2 separate regions of the Homo sapiens genome follow, and region 1 is linked to region 2. Evidence: chromatin contacts called from ENCODE Hi-C or POLR2A ChIA-PET data. All regions are on one chromosome and are shown on one strand. The core of a region is the stretch at or near the end of the contact, and the rest is flanking DNA. Distances in the headings are between cores, read along the strand shown.

Evidence for each region. Hi-C counts contacts between places; a loop is a spot of excess contacts on that map. ChIA-PET counts read pairs that join two places held with the same protein, here RNA polymerase II (POLR2A). Pooled maps may share reads with other maps.
Region 1: a pooled map shows a loop between it and region 2 (2.4-fold over the local background). The contact joins two enhancer-like sites. A Hi-C loop is called at or near these places in 3 of 168 maps with a recorded cell type or tissue (chondrocyte, heart left ventricle and sigmoid colon) and 11 of 50 pooled maps. POLR2A ChIA-PET finds 5 or more read pairs at or near these places in 6 of 52 experiments (BJ, MCF 10A, PC-9 and 3 more).

What each region holds. Positions count from the first base shown.
Region 1 is chr19:11,421,086-11,426,681 of GRCh38, reverse strand. ODAD3 (outer dynein arm docking complex subunit 3) reads left to right here. Exons shown (of 13, transcript NM_145045.5): 6 at 111-236; 7 at 416-538; 8 at 2,653-2,805; 9 at 3,821-3,981; 10 at 4,055-4,211; 11 at 4,850-5,005; 12 at 5,470-5,554. Among named protein-coding and RNA genes, the nearest start is that of RGL3, 4.6 kb to the right of the region's middle. RefSeq lists a silencer at 3,969-4,028 and an enhancer at 5,259-5,308. Within about 2 kb of position 4,346, at least 11 of the 41 ENCODE cell types and tissues checked have a DNase peak (open chromatin) inside an H3K27ac peak, as active enhancers do.
Region 2 is chr19:11,129,866-11,135,073 of GRCh38, reverse strand. It overlaps LDLR (low density lipoprotein receptor), which reads right to left. Exons shown (of 18, transcript NM_000527.5): 18 at 1,254-3,793. The coding sequence ends at 3,758. Among named protein-coding and RNA genes, the nearest start is that of MIR6886, 19 kb to the right of the region's middle. Within about 2 kb of position 3,958, at least 17 of the 41 ENCODE cell types and tissues checked have a DNase peak (open chromatin) inside an H3K27ac peak, as active enhancers do.

The sequences.
Region 1 (5,596 bases), core at 3,097-5,596, 290 kb before region 2:
TAGGGACTAGGAGGGCTCGGGTGAGATGACAAACAGGGAGGGCGGGCTTGGCTAGGGACAGCAGTCACAGACCTGCACCATCTCCGCTACCCCTCCCCACCACGCCCCAGGACGAGAGCCTCAACTTGGAGAACCGGCTGGACTCCATGGAGGCTGAGGTGGTGAGGACCAAACATGAGCTGGAGGCACTGCACGTGGTGAACCAAGAGGCCCTCAATGCCCGGGACATTGCCAAGGTGCCACCCCTCTTGCCCTCGGCCATCCTGCCCAGCTGCCGCGGTCTCCCAGCTTGAGAATCTGACCTCAGCTGTCCCTGAGCTTCCCCTACGCCCCCGCCCCCATCTATCTCCCAGCACCCTGCGGCGGGCAGTGGTAGGTGCCAGCTGGTCTCCCTGCTACCCTGCCCGCCCTCCAGAACCAGCTGCAGTACCTAGAGGAGACCTTGGTTCGAGAGCGCAAGAAGCGGGAACGCTACATAAGTGAGTGCAAGAAGCGCGCCGAGGAGAAGAAACTGGAGAACGAGCGCATGGAGCGCAAGGTGGGCGCACCCAGGGGTGCGCGCCTGTGACTCCAGCCCAGCCCAGCACAAACCAGCCATGCCCTGGCTCTCCCTCATCCTAGGCCTTCTCCCATTTTCTGTTTCTCCTAACCCCGCCCCCTCTCTGACTCCACCCCCACTTGGTGCGAAGACCCCTCCCACATCCCTGACCCCGCCTCTCCTCCCCTCCCCTCCTAAGCGACTGCACCATTTTGGCTCTGACATGGCCTCCAGCCTTCCCCTTACTCAGTGACCCCCCTACCCATCCTTTCCCACCTGACTAGACTGCCTGTCCTGAATCTGACCGTGCCTCTGAGCCAACCGTTGCCTAAGGCCCTGCCCCCTCACTCTTGGCCCCGCCCCTGCACCTGCCCTGAGGCTGCCTCCCATCCAGCCCTCACCAAAGCCCTGTCCTGCCTTTTTGTTTTTTGGGTTGTTGTTGTTGTAGTTGTTGTTTGATAGGTTTTTTTTGCATATATATATATATATATACGTATATACATATATATACATATATGCATATATGCATATATACACACACATATATACACATATACATACATATATACATACATACACACATATATACATATATACATACATACACACATATATACATATATACATATATACACACATATATACATATATACATATATACACACATATATACATATATACACACACATATATGTATATATACATATACACATATGTGTATATACACATATATGTATATATACATATACACATATGTACATACACACATATATACACATATGTACATATACACATATATACATATATACACATATGTACATATACACATATGTACACATACACATATATACACATATGTACATATACACACATATACACATATGTACATATACATATATACACATATGTACATATACACACATATATACACATATGTACACATACACATATGTATATATACACATATGTACATATACACATATGTATATATACATATGTACATATACACATATACACATATGTACATATACACATATATACATATATACACATATGTACATATACACATATACATATATACACATATACACATATATACACATATGTATATATGCACATATGTATATATACACATATATACATATACACATATGTACATATACACATATATACATATATACACATATGTACATATACACATATATACATATATACACATAGGTACATATACACATATATACATATATACACATAGGTATATATACACATATATACATATATACACATAGGTATATATACACATATATACATATATACACATAGGTATATATACACATATATACATATATACACATAGGTATATATACACATATATACATATATACACATAGGTATATATACACATATATACATATATACACATAGGTATATATACACATATATACATATATACACATAGGTATATATACACATATATACATATATACACATAGGTATATATACACATATATACATATATACACATAGGTATATATACACATATATATTTATACACATAGGTATATATACACATATATACATATATACACATAGGTATATATACACATATATACATATATACATATATATACATATATACATATATATATGGATTTTTTTTTGAGACACGGTCTCTGTCGCTCAGACTAATTATAGCTCACTGCAGTCTCGACCTCCTGGGCTCAAGTGATCCTCTCACCTCAGCCTCCCAAGTAGCTGGGACTTCAGGCGCCCCACCACGCCCTGCTAATTTTGGTGTTTTTTGTAGAGACGGGGTCTCGCCGTGTTGTCCAAGCTGGTCCCGAACCCCTGGGCTCAAACAATCCTCCCGCCTCAGCCTCCTAAAGTACTGGAATTAAAGGCGTGAGCCACAGCCACCGCCCCCGCGCCCGACCTTGTCCCACTTTCTTGACACCTGCCCGGGTGCCTTTATCTGGCCCCAAGCTTTTGCCCTCTCCCTTCCCTCCAGTTTGAGCCCTGTTCCTCGCGGGCCCCTATCTGGATCCCCCTCCCCGGCCTCCTTCCCAAGCGCTGTCCACCAGCTGACCCTGGCTCTGACCTCAACCCACGAGCAGACCCACCGCGAGCACCTGCTGCTACAGTCCGACGACACCATCCAGGACAGCCTGCATGCCAAGGAGGAGGAGCTGCGGCAGCGCTGGAGCATGTACCAGATGGAGGTGATCTTTGGCAAGGTCAAGGACGCCACTGGCACTGACGAGACGCACGTGAGTTCTGCCCGCAGCCCTCTCCGCCGCGCCCCCCCCCCACCCCAGACGGGCCCCAGGGGTGCCTAAGCCGGTGAAACCGACACACCCTGTCTCCCCTCTCTGCCAGGTCGGTTATTCAGCTCACAAACCTGCTCCTTTCTTGAAAAACATCCCTTCCCCCTCCAGCTACCGTTCAGTTTTTCTGCTGCCCTTCGCAGCAAAACCCCTAGGAGCTGTCTACACTCGCCGTCATTTCTACACTCGCCTTCCGTTCTCTCTTGCACCATGCTAACTCCTTTGCCATGCCAGCTCTAGGAGAACTGGGAGTTTCGTCTCTTGTTCTGTCTCCAGTGTCTGTAACATGGTCTGGGACCCAGTGGACCGCCCAGTACCATCCTCAGATCCTGGCAAGTGGGGTCCCTGCGCCGGGTCCCTCACTGTAAAGTCTTCCTTGCATTATTCTAAGACCGCTGTGTCCCCCTTGGGTCCTGGTTCCCGCCGGTGAACACTGGACCCCAACCCTGTTTCTCCCCTCTGGGTGTCCGCCAACCTGCTGCTCCTCCGATGGGGCCGACCCCTGATGACTTCCGGGACTCCCACCTATAGGAGTACACCTATGGGGTCATCTGGGGCACTGAGGCGCAGCCCCTTTCCAGATGTGGGCCTTGTGAGCGGATGGCTCCGAAGACGGGCGGTATTTCCTGCGGAATCGGGCGAGATTCACGGCCAGAAATTGATGGCACTTTGATTTTGGAAAGAAGCTATGCTCGCCTCTCCAGTTGCCCCCGAGTTTGGGCTGACTCAAATTCCTTATATAGGCCAGAAAGGGCCCCGCAAAAATGATATATCCAGGGCTGCTCACCCTTGAAGCAACCCTGCGTCCAACCCACAGTGTCCCCATACATTGCTGTGCAAAAGGCGCCAGCTCAGGCCACCTGTCCTGCGTGCGAGGGTTCGCAGGGTGGGGGAGAGGAGGTGGAGCGCCCCTACGCTCCCTAGGCCCTGGCTCTGACTGGGGCTGGGTGGCCCGCAGTCGTTGGTGCGGCGGTTCCTGGCCCAGGGCGACACCTTCGCGCAGTTGGAGACGCTCAAGAGCGAGAACGAGCAGACGTTGGTGAGGCTGAAGCAGGAGAAGCAACAACTGCAGCGGGAGCTGGAAGACCTCAAGTACTCGGGGGAGGCCACGCTGGTGAGGTGAGGCACCGGGGCTCTGGGGAGGGCGGCGGGGCGGGCTGAGCCCCCGGGGTGACCTCCCGGCTCCCTGCAGCCAGCAGAAACTGCAAGCCGAGGCGCAGGAGCGTCTCAAGAAGGAGGAGCGGCGGCACGCCGAGGCCAAGGACCAGCTGGAGCGCGCCTTGCGGGCGATGCAAGTGGCCAAGGACAGCCTGGAGCACCTGGCCAGCAAGCTGATCCACATCACTGTGGTAGGCCCCGCCCAGGGGAAGCCCCGACAGGCCCTCCTGGGACCGCAGAGGCGCAGCCACGAAGCGGGGTTCCTGCCACACCAGCTTGCCCGAGGGAACGTGGCCTGCCACATCCTCTGTCCCGGACGTCAGAGGCCCCGCCCACAGGGGAAGCCCCACCCCATTCCTCAGAGTCCCCGCCCCACCTCCCTGGGGAAGCTCTCACTCCCCAAGGAAGCCCAAGACGTCAGAGACCCTGTCCCGTCTCAAGCTCCGCCTCCAAGGGAAAGAAGTCCCACCCTGTCCCCGAAAAGCTCGGAGACCTATCTGCAGTTCTGGAGCAGCCCGAGACAGAAGACCTATCCTGCCCGCAGCAGAGGGCCATTTCTTCAGGAGGCCATCCCACAATGGCCTCCCTCGAATCCTTACTGTTCCCAAGAGGCCTCCCCGAAACCTTTACATATAGAGTTAGAGTTCAGAGGCTCCCCCATCACAGACGTGGCCTTGACCTAAGTCCCCGCCCCCAATGGCTAGGATCGACCCTGCAGGTGGGCCCTTACCTCCTAGGCCCCGCCCCCGAAAGAAAAGCCCCGCCCCTGGGTGGAGCCTTCCAAGAGGCCCCACCCCTCTCGGCTGACCCGGCTCTACCCTGGCCGCAGGAGGACGGCCGCTTCGCGGGAAAGGAGCTGGATCCCCAGGCAGATAACTATGTGCCAAACCTGCTGGGCCTCGTGGAGGAAAAGCTGCTGAAACTGCAGGCGCAGCTCCAGGGCCACGACGTGCAGGAGATGCTGTGCCACATCGCTAACCGCGAGGTGCCCTGCAGCCATGGGGCAGAGCTCCAGAGATCTAGGAGTAGGGCTGGGTCGGAAAACCAGGGAACCGGGGGCAACTTCGGGAGACCAGATTGCAGGCTGATCAGCCAGGAAGGGGTCTCGGGGACAACGGGCGAGGTTTGACGAGCCAGGGGTGAGCCCGAGCCACGAGGGAAGAAACCAGAAGAGGTGCAGGCGGGTCCTGTGAGGCTAGAGGACGCGGCTGGGGTATCCGGATGGGGAGAGGCCTAGTGGCAGGGCCCCAGAGACCAGGGGCGGACCTGAGTGATGAGGGGGTGAAGCTGGGTATCAAGGTGCCTGCTTAAGGAGGGATGGGAGTGGGCAGTGGTCTCCAGTTGGAACTAGGGCATATCTCGGAATGGGGTAGGGAGGAGGGGGAACGTGACTTCTCGGTGGCCCCTGGCCCCGCCCACCTTCCTCTCTCGCTTCCCATCCCCGCTTAGTTCCTCGCCAGCTTAGAGGGAAGGCTGCCCGAATACAACACCCGCATCGCCCTGCCCCTTGCCACTTCCAAGGACAAGTTTTTTGGTCAGTATGGGTGGGGGGATGAAGGGGTGCGGTTGGGGCCCC
Region 2 (5,208 bases), core at 2,709-5,208:
ATCCCCTGTAGTGTCCCACAAGCCTACGGCAGAGCATGGTTCGCACTTAGCACTCAACAGATATTTGTCGAGTGTATGAATGGATGAGCAGGGGACTTGACAAAATCTCCAACTCAGAGAAGCGACAGCAGAGAACACAATCACCAGCTCAGCCATCACAGCACCTGCCAGGCACTGTGGCAGCCCACGGAGATTGCATCTTGCCCGGAGTTCTGGGAGTCTTCCCCTTCTGGGTCCTTCTCCTGGGGAGTCCAATCCACAAACAGATGACAGAAGGAAGTGAGGCCAGGCGCGGTGGCTCACACCTGTAATCCCAGCACTTTGGGAGACTGAGGCAGGCAGATTACCTGAGGTCAGAAGTTCAAGACCAGCCTGACCAACATGGTGAAACCCCGTCTCTACCAAAAATACAAAAATTAGCCAGGCTAGGCCAGGTGTGGTGGCTCACACCTCTAATCCCAGCACTTTGGGAGGCCGAGACGGGTGGATCACAAGGTCAGGAGATCAAGACCATCCTGGCTAACACGGTGAAACCCTGTCTCTACTAAAAATACAAAAAATTAGCCGGGCGTGGTGGCGGGTGCCTGTAGTCCCAGTTACTCAGGAGGCTGAGGCAGGAGAATGGCATGAACCCGGGAGGCGGAGCTTGCAGTAGGCAGAGATCACGCCACTGCACTCCAGCCTGGGCGACAGAGCAAGACTCCATCTAAAAAAACAAAAAAATTAGCGTTGGCCACCCGCGGTGGCTCACGCCTGTAATCTCAGCACTTTGGGAGGCCGAAGCAGGTGGATCACAAGGTCAGGAGATCGAGACCATCCTGGCTAACATGGTGAAACCCCGTCTGTACTAAAAGAAGTACAAAAAAAAATTAGCCGGGCGTGGTGGCAGGCGCCTGTGGCCCCAGCTACTCAGGAGGCTGAGACAGGAGAATGGCATTAACCTGGGAGGCAGAGCTTGCAGTGAGCCGAGATCACACCACTGCACTCCAGCCTGGGTGACAGAGCGAGACTCTGTCTCAAAAAAAAAAAAAAAAAAAAAATTGGCCAGGCGTGGTGGCACTCACCTGTAATCCTAGCTACTAGGGAGGCTGAGGCAGGAGAATTGCTTGAACCTGGGAGGCGGAGCTTGCAGTAAGCCGAGATCATGCCACTGCACTCCAGCCAGGGGTGACAGAGCCAGGCTCCATCTCAGGAAAAAAAAAAAAACAAAAAGAAGCGCGCGAACAGAAGAACGTGCATCGAGTTTAGACAAATTGGTTCATTTAAGAAATTTAATTGATCACAGTAAGACATTCAGGCTACAAAAACCTTCTATACAGTGGTTTAAAAAGTGACACCCATCTCCCAGAAGCCACTCATACATACAACGGGGACATCATTCTCCCAAAAAGCGTTGCACACAGTCCAGTTCGTGCAAATAATCTTTGTACATAAAGAAGAGGCATTTCAGAGGCAATAACCCCCTACACAGGGCCCCGAGAATAGTCACTGAACAAATACAGCAACCAGGGTTTGCAAAAATAAATAGATTTTATATATATGTGTGTATATATATATATATAAGTGATAACAGTTTCAACCAATATACAAAGTGCAAACATAACAAAAAATCCCCACTATCTGTACAGGGACGCATTTACGTGCTCCGAAACCAGAAAGGCTTATCACGGTTCCCTGCACTGGGGGGGACACAGTGTTTTGTCCCTGGGGACAATTGCCAATCCCTTGTGACATCTTCACGCGGGAGTCTGACGGAGGCTGTCACTGTCTCTCCGGACATCAGTGCAACAGTAACACGGCGATTTCAGAAAGAACCTGAAGTCCCGTCAAACGATCCAGACTGGAGGATTTATTTATTTTTTTATAGTTGTATTTCTGAAATAGGGTCTTCATCTGTTGCCCAGGCTGGAGTGCAGTGGCTCGATCATGGCTCACTGCAACCTCCACCTCCTGGGCTCAGGCGATCCTCCTGCCTCAGCCTCCCAAGTAGCTGGGATCACAGGCACGTGCCACCGTACCCAGCTGATTTTTAACTTTTTGGTTTTTGTAGAGATGGGATCTCGCTTTGTTGCTCAGGCCTGGTCTCCAACTCCTGAACTCAAGTGATCCAGCTCAGCCTCCCAAAGTGCTGGGATTACAGGCGTGAGGCACCTGTGTCTGGCCAAATTCATTTTTTAAGAGATGGGGTCTTACTATGTTGCCCAGGCTGGAAAGCAGTGGCATAATCATAGCTCACGACAGCCTCAAATGCCTGAGCTCAAACCATCCTCCCACCTCAGCCTCGCCATGCCTGGCCAGAGGCCATGGGCTGCTGATGCACCATGCATGGTTTTTTTTTGTTTTTTTTTTTTGAGACGGAGTCTCGCTCTGTCGCCCAGGCCAGACTGCGGACTGCAGTGGCGCAATCTCGGCTCACTGCAAGCTCCGCTTCCCGGGTTCACACCATTCTCCTGCCTCAGCCTCCCGAGTAGCTGGGACTACAGGTGCCCGCCACCACGCCCGGCTAATTTTTTGTATTTTTAGTAGAGACGGGGTTTCACGTGTTAGCCAGGATGGTCTCGATCTCCTGACCTCATGATCCACCCGCCTCGGCCTCCCAAAGTGCTGGGATTACAGGCGTGAGCCACTGCGCCCGGCCTCACCGTGCATGTTTTAAACACATACCCATCAACGACAAGATTGGGGAAGTGAATGGCTTGGAGGCATTTGCATAGAAGTGGAAGCACTAGGTGGGCGGACATAAAGACGACAATGGCAGTTCTCGATATTCACGATCACGGCTTTGAAGTCCCGGTCAACCTGCCCCTCTCTGTCCCCGGCATTCATTGACACGGGCTTTCCCTGGCCTGGGATCCCATCCCAACACACACGACAGAAAACAGTGCAAAATAATAACACAAATGCCAAATGTACACAGTGTACAACTCTGAACTGAGAAAGTGCAAGGAGACCACGGGAATGGAAGTGGGTAGGGGTCGGGAGGATGGGCACCAGGCTGGTGTCCTGACAGCCACACCTGGGTGCAGGCCACGTGTCCTCACGGCCAAGGTAACCGGGTGTCTCAGGCACTTAATAAATATTAAGGGTGACCAGTGACTCAGGCTCTGCCTCTGGGAAGTGGCATCATTTGGTGAATGAGTTTGGTCTCGGTGCCACCACGGATTCAGCCAGATCATTTCCGACGCCATGAATCCCTTTCCTGGCTTAAGGAAGGTACAAACCCACCTCGAAAGACACTGGGTGGGTCATGATTCGGGGGTGACAGGGCAAAGGCTAACCTGGCTGTCTAGCAAGGCTTGCATAGAAGAGGTAAACACGTTGACTCCTGAGTTTAGGGGTTTGGCTTAGAGATTGGTGGATGAGGCAGGGCCAGGGGGTCCCGTTGGTGCCATCTGCTGTTGTGTGTTGAAAGCCACTTGCTTCTCTGGGCCTGACATCCCCTCCCCTTTCATCTTCCATGTTTGAGGATTGTGTCACGGTGGAGAGAAACTCAAAACTTCCTGGAGAGAAATGGAGGTGTCATCCTGGTCCCCCCGGGCCTGTTTCTCTTATCCTTCACGAGGAAAGGAAGAAACCAAAATCCCAACCCAAGCCATTGCATGGGCACTGTCCGAAGCCTGTTCTGCCTCCCAGATGAATAAATATATAAAACAAAGCTCTGGCAGGCAATGCTTTGGTCTTCTCTGTCTTTGAATAAAACAAGGCCGGCGAGGTCTCAGGAAGGGTTCTGGGCAGGGACGGGACTCCAGGCAGATGTTCACGCCACGTCATCCTCCAGACTGACCATCTGTCTCTGCCAACAAATGGTAAACAGCGGAAACTATCAGTCCAGCATTCAGGAAACACGGCTGGAGGCCACCTACTTCTCACCTCCTGGGCCTGGCAGCCTCCCCCAGCCTGATCCCCAAGCATGTTCCCCCAGGAGCCGCCAGAGGGAGACGGTGAGTACCGGATTCAGTCACTTCCCACCGCTCTCAGGGCAAAAGCCAAAGTCCTCCCCAGTGGCCCACAAGGCTCTGCACAACCTGCCTGGTAGCCTCCTGCCTTTTTACCCCTCTCTCTGTTTGCTCCAGCTACAACGGCCTCAAACCCAACAGGCACGGTCCAGCCTCAGGGCCTTCGCACAGGCTGTTCTCCTGGTTCAGAGAAGGCTACCTACCCTAAACCCCTTGTGTAAAGATCAAGGCGGGCGCAGTGGCTCACGCCTGCAATCCCAGCACGTGGGGAGGCCAAGGCGGGTGGATCACTTGAGGTCAGGAGTTCGAGACCAGTCTGGGCAACATGGCGAAACCTCGTCTCTACTAAAAATACAAAAATTACCCGGGCATAGTGTTGTAATCCCAGCTACTCAGGAGGCTGAGGCTGAGGCATAAGAATTGCTTGAACCCAGGAGGCAGAAGTTGCAGTGAGCCAAGATCACAGCACTGCACTCCAACCTGGGTGACAGAGAGAGACTCTGTCTCAAAATAAAAAATAAAAGCAAAAAAATAAAACACCTCCTCTCCCTTCCTCCCTCCTGGCCCTCTGGAAACCCTTCTTTGAATTTTTTTTTTTTTTTAAGAGACAAGGGCTTGCTCTGTCACCCAGGCTGGAGCGCAGTGACGCAATCACAAGTCACTGCAGTCTCAATCTCCTACCTTAGCCTCAAGCAATCCTCCTGCCTTAGCCTCCCTAGTAGCTGGAACTAGGCGCTCATCACCACACTGGGCTAAATTTTTATTTTTTGCAGAGATGGGGTCTTGCTGTGCTGCCCAGGCTGGTCTTGAACTCTGAGCTCAGGTGATTCTCCTGCCTCAACCTCCCCAAGTTCTGGGATCACATGTGTGAACCACCATGCCGGGCCTCTGAACTCCTTTTTTTTTTTTTTTTGAGATGGAGTTTTGCTCTTGCCTCCCGGGCTGGAATGCAGTGGCGCGATCTCGGCTCACTGCAACCTCTGCCTCCTAGGTTCAAGCGATTTTTCTACCTCGGCCTCCCGAGTAGCTGGGATTACAGGCGCCCACTCCCACGCCTGGCTAATTTTTTGTATTTTTAATAGAGACGGGGTTTTGTCATGATGGCCAAGCTGGTCTCAAACTCCTGACTTCAGGTGATCCGCCAGCCTCGGCCTCCCAAAGTCCTGGGATTACAGGCATGAGCCACCGCGCCCGGCCTCTGAACTCCTTTTGACTTTCTTTGCCCTGTCACCATCTGATGGAGCTCTCTATT